3 separate regions of the Homo sapiens genome follow, and regions 2 and 3 are each linked to region 1. Evidence: chromatin loops called from intact Hi-C (ENCODE). Cell type or tissue: dorsolateral prefrontal cortex. All regions are shown on one strand.

Region 1 (2,500 bases):
TTTATGATCGGGAACAATCAAATCAATTGCGAAAGAGCCTGGCCAGTGACACTGCACCAGCATTTTCCTGAAACCTCTTTGCAAATGATTATTCAGCAAAAGGCTCGGTTAGGCAATAAGCTCCTTGGCAAAGTCTCAAGACACGGTGGAGAACAAGCCCAGTGACTTGCTCTATAATGTCTGCAAGGCTGAACGATTTCTGCATCACCAAGGGAGCCAGAAAGGAGCTTTTTCCCATTAGGTAGCTCATCTTAGAACCATAAAATCTGAGGATTGCTAGAGACCTTAGAGGTCATAGAATCCTCCTGTATACATCCATAGCACACATATAGTGTAAGGAAGGAACTTGGTGAGACCTGACCTATAGCAAGGTTTATCACCCCATCATCAGGGGGCTGTTTTATGTTCAAAAGTCATTTTCTTTAAGGGAGTGACTACATTTTGCTCTATTTCAATGAATAACATTCTTAAGAAATTGTTTAGGGTGCTTGTTAAATGGCTAACTCTATATAAGCAGTTGCTTTGTGCATTTTGTTGCAAACACGATGAGATTTAGTCTGCTCTGGAAACTTGGTTCTCACGTGACATCTACCAAAAACAATAATAGATTATCTTGAAGGTAACAATGTCAGCTTTTTAAATGTCTGAGTGGGGGGTGGGTGGAATAGCTGCTTTCTAAGAACAATTATAAACATTCAATTGCTGAAGAGACCAATGCTTGCCTCTCTTACATGACAATCAGAACACAAATGCTGTTTGTAGGTCAGAGAGCCGTGTTTCTGGTGCTGAAAGACAAGGGCATTGGTTTGGCTTTGCACATGTTATTGTTGAAGGGAATGCTGGAGGCATTTGTGGGCTGTCATGTTCCAGCCAATAAGTGTTGGCTTTAGTATATTTTTCATCAATATGACCTTCAGGTTAATTAAGAAAACAAATCCTTTTTGCTATCGGGCCATATTACCTGAGTTGATAGATATTTCCAATTTTAAGGGCCTCCAAAGAGGATCATTATTGGAGTAACATTTGCAAAAATAAAATCTAACATTCAGAATGAGGGAGTAAGCATTGAACCGCCAAAACAGTAAAATGCCCAGCAGCCATTCAAAAGTGTTTGCTGTCATCTGCTGGCTAGACTGGAAAACTACAGCAACATTCAGGAGCCTGATGTGAAGTTCTCACCGTCGGTAGAGAGAATGTCTGTGTTCCTGTTTGCTATGCCCAAGCAAATAGGAATTGACCGTTCTTCGAGCAATGGAGATGCAATTTCTGAGGCCGAGTGACCTACATAGAGAATACATATTTAAAGACAAAAATATGAGTAGAGTTTCCTCAGTTGCCTGAAAAGACCAAAGAGAGGAATTTTTAAAAAATCATTTCTGAATTTTTCCGTAGTCTCTTCCAAGTCTGGGATTTGGGTTTAATAGCTTAATACAAACACAGAAATTCTAGGTGGTTAGTCAGGAGACCCCCAGGTTCTAGTGGGGTCACAGGGAGGAATATATAGTAACCTCTCTGAGCCTCAGTTTTCTCATTTGTGAAACCAAAAATTACTAAACTCTCGTCAAGCTCTTGGAGTCTATAAAGGTCTTGTTATCCTTTCTGGACAAAGATTACAATCCCACACGCTCTTGCTGGCTGAGTCATTAGAAAGTCTAGCAGAGTGACTAGACGCTGCCAGTCAGATTCCAACTGAAGTTTAAAGACACGAGACCCTTTGCTTAGAACAACTTTGAGAATAGCCATTTCCTTGGAGGTCAGTGATTTAAGATGGAAAGCGAAAGAGAAGTGGAGAGGTCCATGCAATACCCTAAGAGAGGAATTGGACAGCTTCCCTCCTTTCCTGCCAACTGAAGAGCAGATAGATGCTTCCAGCTCTCTTGGCTTTCCATTCCACTTTCAGCACCACCAGCAAATGAGGATTATCCTAGCAGGATTAATGAATCCTCTGAGGACAGGAGGAAGAAGAAAGAGGTGGTACCATACCACACACACACACAAACACACACACACACACACACACACACACGATGCTTGTGGTTAATTATTTTTCTACATAATAAAATGTATTATAATAAACCTTATAATGACCCATGAAAATTTACATGGCCCATATTAATATCTCAGAACCTATGTTTGGTTGCCGGCCCCTCGCCTGATGACGGTGATTTCTAACTGAACAGGAAATATTGTGCTTGTTTCTTGATTCTTCAAGTATTCTGACATCTGGACTGGAATACCTGCCATGCGCTGGCCATGTGCTAAGCACTGAGGGTCTTCAGCAGTGAATAAGACAGATGTAGTTCCCACCTTCATGGAAGACACAGTCTATCAGAGACAGACACATAAAACAGAAACTAACTGGGCTTGGTGGTTCACGCATGTAATCCCAGCACTTTGGGAGGCTAAGGTGGGAGGATCACTTGAGCCCGGGGTTTCAGCACCAGACTGGGAAACATAGCAAGAGTGTTTCTTTAAAAAAAAAAAAAAAAAGCCAAGCATG
Region 2 (2,500 bases), 800 kb before region 1:
GCTACTGCTCACTCTTTGGGTCCACACTGCCTTTATGAGCTGTAACACTCACCGCAAAGGTCTGCAGCTTCACTCCTGAAGACAGCGAGACCACGAACCCACCAGGAGGAACGAACAACTCCAGACGCACCGCCTTAAGAGCTGTAACACTCACTGAGAAGATCTGCAGCTTCACTCCTGAGCCAGCGAGACGACGAACCCACCAGAAGGAAGAAACTCCAGACGCGCCACCTTAAGAGCTGTAACACCCACCGCCGGGGTCCGCGGCTTCATTCTTGAAGTCTGAGACCAAGAACCCACCAATTCCGGATACACAAGCAATGCTGATTGCTTCACTTTGAAAGCTTTCCAGCCGGGTGCGGTGGCTCACACCTATAATCCCAGTACTTTCGGAGTCCGAGGCGGGCTGATCACTTCAGGTCGGTAGTTCGAGACCAGCCTGGCCCACATGGTAAAACCCCGTCCCGTCTCTACTAAAAATACAAAATTAGCCGGGCGTGGTGACAGGCACCTGTAATCCCAGTTACTCGGGAGGCTGAGGTAGGAGAATTGCTTGAGCCTGGGAGGCAGAAGTTGCAGTGAGCCAATATCGAGCCACTGCACTCCAGCCTGGGTGACACAGCAAGACTCTTTCTCAAAAACAAAACAAAACAAAACTTAAAAACTTTCTTTTTTTAAGTGTGAACATCCTCAAACCACACATCCTTGGAAAACCCCATGGGATCACTTCTACTCTCATGATGGTTGTCTTCTCTAGCATCTTGTGGTTACAAAGCATTTCAGGTAAGAGCACAGGCTTTCTGGCCAGGAAGACTTGAGGTGAGTCCCAGCTCTGTCATGTCATAGGTAGGTGACCTAGCTCTTAGCTATTAGGTTGGTGCCATTACTTTTAATGGCAAGAACTGCAATTACTTTTGCACCAGACTGAAAGCCTCTGTTTCATTCAAGAAAAAAGGAGACATTACACTGTTTCTTTCTTCATAGGGTTATTGTGCAGATTGAATGAGATAACGAATACAAAGGATTTAGCACATGCCTTAAAAATGTGTATTAGGTTATATTTTTTAAATGTCAGCTATACAAGTTAGATTACCATTATTTTAACAGTTCGTCTAATTCATTCTTGTGACATCTATTAGTTGTTTTTTATTTAGCCTTTCAGCCACTCTTGTCTCTCTGACTTGTTTGAAAGCCTTTAAAGCTTGGATCGTGTTTTGTTCCTTTGTATCCTCTTACACATAGCACAGGTTTTCCAAAAATATTTGTTGAGTTGATTTCATTTCATAATGTGTTCTCTTTAAATAGCAACCAGAAGCACAATTCAAAATAAACTGTAGATTTTGATAATGAATTTCTTTTCTTGTGATTAGTGGCTCTTTGTCTTGCTTTTGTCCTGAGCCTATGTTTTGAGATAACACTTGGGGGCAGCATTGAGTCAGTCTGCACTTCCCCTGTTGTGAACTAGAAGGAAATATGAAATCCAAAGGTAGGGGCTGACAGATAGGAAATGAATGTCTCCAAATACATCAGTAGCTTTAAAATGACTGTGCACTTTGCTACAGAAATCTATTTAAAAGCAGCACACCCTTCTGCAGATCTCAGGGGAGCTCTTGAGGATAAATGACTTGTTTTCTCTCTAACCCTGGGGGGCAATACAAACTGTAAGATGTTTAACCATTTACTCACACAGCAAAATGGAGCAAACCTACAAGCTACATTATAAAGGAAGATAAATTTAGCATGCATTTATGATGTGAAAAAGCACAGCTACTGCTCTGGTTGTTTAAATACTACATCAGTAATTGCAGTCCATTAAGTCAGTTAAACAAAACAGTGAATTAAAATTTTCCATTAGCCAGATTTTTTGCCCTACAACACTAAAGAGAAGAAAGGTAAATGTAGTAGCACAGCAAGTTGATAGCAGAGGTTCATTTGGTTAAGCAACTTTTTAAAACGTCCTATGCCCTGCACAGATGTTATCCAGTCTCCTATAGCCACAATTACATCACTACAAATATATGCTTAGATAATCTATCAATGTTCAGAATCTTTGCCTCTAGGTACTGCAAGATTCTTACCAGTTATAATAAAACTAGTGTGCCAATTATCTGATAAAACAAAGTACACTTGGTTGTTTCCAAAAAAAATTTTTGTAATGGTACAAAAAAAACTCATAGAAGACACTTTTTTTTTTTTTTTTTTAGCAACTTGGCCCTGTCTCTACCTCTCACCAGAATCTGAAGAAATTGCATATATTTTTGTACCAACAGGGTTCCTATGAAAACCAAATGGAAAAGTACAATAGGATACACCAGTTTCTTCACAGGTCCACAACCTAATTTGTGTTATACCTATTCCCTGATTAGTTACAGAGGTATTTATTCTTTATTTGTTCATTCAACATTCACTGAACATCCAATATGTGTCCAGTACTGGGAATATAAGGATGAATAACACATTATCTATGTTTTTAAAAAGTTCAGTCTAGGAGAAATGAACA
Region 3 (2,500 bases), 830 kb before region 1:
GCATATTGTGATGGACCTAAGCATAAAAACGAACAATTTCCTCTATATCTTTGGATCTTCATTCTGAAGGCTCCCATGTCACATAAAACTATGATCTAATAAATTTGTATGCCTTTTCTCTCATTAATCTGCCTTTTGTCAGTTGACTTTCAGTGAACCATCAGAGAGTGAAGGGGAAGTTTCCCGTGGCCCTGCGATAATAATATGCCATCGAATGAAGAGCGTGATGGCATCAATGCTCTCTATCTGAATGACCGTCTGTCTATTTGTGCTCTACCTTACAGAAATTTGTTGGAATCTGTGGCCCACTGAAGTTAGGGACAAAAAAGTCCCTAACTTCATTGATGATACTCTCTGTATATATTTTAATTTTTATTTACTTATTTATTTTTATTTATTTATTTATTTATTTTGAGACAGAATCTTGCTCTGTCGCGCAGGCTGGAGTGCAGTGGCACGATCTCGGCTCACTACAACCTCCGCCTCACGGTTCAAGCAATTCTCGTGCCTCAGCCTCCCAAGTAGCTGGGATTACAGGCACGTACCACCATACCCAGTTAATTTTTGTATTTTTAATAGAGACGGGGTTTCACCATGTTAGCCAGGCAGGTCTTGAACTCCTGACCTCAAGTGATCTGCCTGCCTTGGCCTCCCAAAGTGCTGGGATTACAGGAGTGAGCCACTGTGCCCGACCTCTATACATATATTTAAATTGTTACTTTCTTTCTAACATATATGTGATCTGTGATAGAAAATAATGTGTCATTAATCATAATTTCTAAACGTGGCATTTACGAAAACAACATTTTGCATTTTGAATGATAAATTTCCAGCTACAGTTACAAAAATATATCCGAGAAAATGAACCAAAAGAGACTGAGATGGAATTGCCAAGGCCTCTCTGTTGGATACTTCTTGTCCCACTGGTTTTCATCTTTCACTCCGGCGTGATAGCTTTTGACATGTAAATGTATCCATTCGAGGCCACTAGATGGCAGTCTACTCAAAAACACGGCTTGCTCCTTTTTCTTTCCACAAGGCTAAGGAATTATGTTAGCATTTGACCTGTTCTCTCCCTCCAAAACCTAGCAAACCCAAGTTTTCATGAGTTTGCTAAGAACAAAAGTAGTTATCCTGAGTACCTAATACCTGAACAAAAAGTTTTTGCTATTTTCAACAAAGGAAACATTTGTCACAACAGGAATTCACTGGAGTTAGACAGAGAAAGGGTCCCAGCCATGAGTTCACTAAAAGGTACAACATCTCTCCCTCTGTCTCTCTCCCTTTAACTCTCCTTCTTTCTCTCTTTCTTTCTTTCTTCCCGTCTTCCTTCCTCCCTCTTTCTTTTTTCTTTCTTCCCTCCCTCCCTTTATTTTCCCACTCCCTCCCCTCTTTCTTTTTCTCTTTCTTTCTTTCTTTCCTCTCTCTCTCTCTCTCTCTTCCTTCCTTCTTTCCTCTCTCCCCACTTCCTTAATATGGTTTGGCTGTGTCCCCACCCAAGTCTCATCTTGAATTATAGCTCCCATAATTCTCACATGTTGTGGGAGGAACCCAGTGGGAGGTAATTGAATGATGGGGGTGGGTCTTCCCATGCTGTTCCTGTGATAGTGAATAAGTCTTATGAAATCTGATGGTTTTATAAACGGCAGTTTCTCTGCACATGCCTTCTTGCCTGCTGCCATGTAAGACGTGCCTTTGCTCCTCCTTCACATTTTGCCATGATTATGAGGCCTCCTCAGCCATGTGGATCTGTGAGTCCATTAAAGCTCTTTTGTTATAAATTACACAGTCTCAGGTATGTCTTTATTAGCACCATGAAAATGGACTAATACACACCTTGTCCCACTCTTTCTTCTCTCCCTCCCTCCCTTTCTGTCTTCCTCCTTCACTCTCTCTCTTTCTTCCCTCTCACCCTCCCTCCCTTCCTTCCTTCACTTTGTTTATTTTTTGTTTCCTCACTTCTCTGGCATCTTCCGTGCTGGTTTCAGCCTCTGGAGTGTTGTAGAGGTGAAGAGGGAAAGCTTCCCCCTTCTCCCTCTGAAGGTCCACTGAAAATGAACTGACAAGAGGCCAATTAATAGGAAAAAACAGCATACAAATTTATTTTAACATGCATAGCACTGGGGAATCCCAGGAGAATGAATTCCCAATAACCCAATGAGGTCCAGATTCTTATATACTCTTCTTCAGAGGGGAAGAGGAGGTGAGAGTCTGTAGGAGAAAATGATTTTTAGGGAGGTCTGAAGGGACCCAGGAGGCAGATATTTATCTTGTAAATGATGCTCTTTAGAACTGAGAGGTAACAGAGAACAGATAACAGTTTGAGACAAAGTTCATTTGCATTCCAGGTATGGTGTTTAACTTCCCATCTCTTCCTCTGTGATGAGTTTTAATCTTCCCTGGTTAATGAAATTTCAGGGGACAGATGCAAGGGTTCCAATTGTGTTCTCTTTTGAAGCCTAGTTTCTAGGTTAACAAGGGGACTTCAGAGAACAGCCTC

Evidence for each region. A loop is a pair of places that touch in the nucleus more often than their neighbours do. Peaks named below come from ENCODE experiments on the same cell type or tissue, not always from the same donor. Only the 100,000 strongest peaks of a DNase experiment are listed, where the experiment ranks them.
Region 2: it touches region 1 in a loop (4-fold over the local background); 7 of 110 quality-filtered maps call a loop at or near these places.
Region 3: it touches region 1 in a loop (4-fold over the local background); 25 of 110 quality-filtered maps call a loop at or near these places.

Annotation. Positions count from the first base shown.
Region 1 is chr10:26,556,143-26,558,642 of GRCh38, forward strand. All of the region lies in intron 11 of APBB1IP (amyloid beta precursor protein binding family B member 1 interacting protein), which reads left to right. Among named protein-coding and RNA genes, the nearest start is that of LINC03028, 22 kb to the right of the region's middle. In dorsolateral prefrontal cortex, CTCF peaks have their summits at 1,111 (motif pointing left) and 1,315; DNase peaks (open chromatin) are centred at 104 and 1,130; H3K27ac peaks cover 598 bases; H3K27me3 peaks cover 579 bases.
Region 2 is chr10:25,756,707-25,759,206 of GRCh38, forward strand. No RefSeq gene overlaps it. Among named protein-coding and RNA genes, the nearest start is that of LINC00836, 110 kb to the left of the region's middle. In dorsolateral prefrontal cortex, CTCF peaks have their summits at 1,413 (motif pointing right) and 1,615; DNase peaks (open chromatin) are centred at 353 and 1,433.
Region 3 is chr10:25,725,109-25,727,608 of GRCh38, forward strand. The region is part of intron 2 of LINC00836 (long intergenic non-protein coding RNA 836); the gene reads left to right. Among named protein-coding and RNA genes, the nearest start is that of LINC00836, 75 kb to the left of the region's middle. In dorsolateral prefrontal cortex, CTCF peaks have their summits at 987 (motif pointing right) and 1,186; no DNase peak of the experiment used is centred here.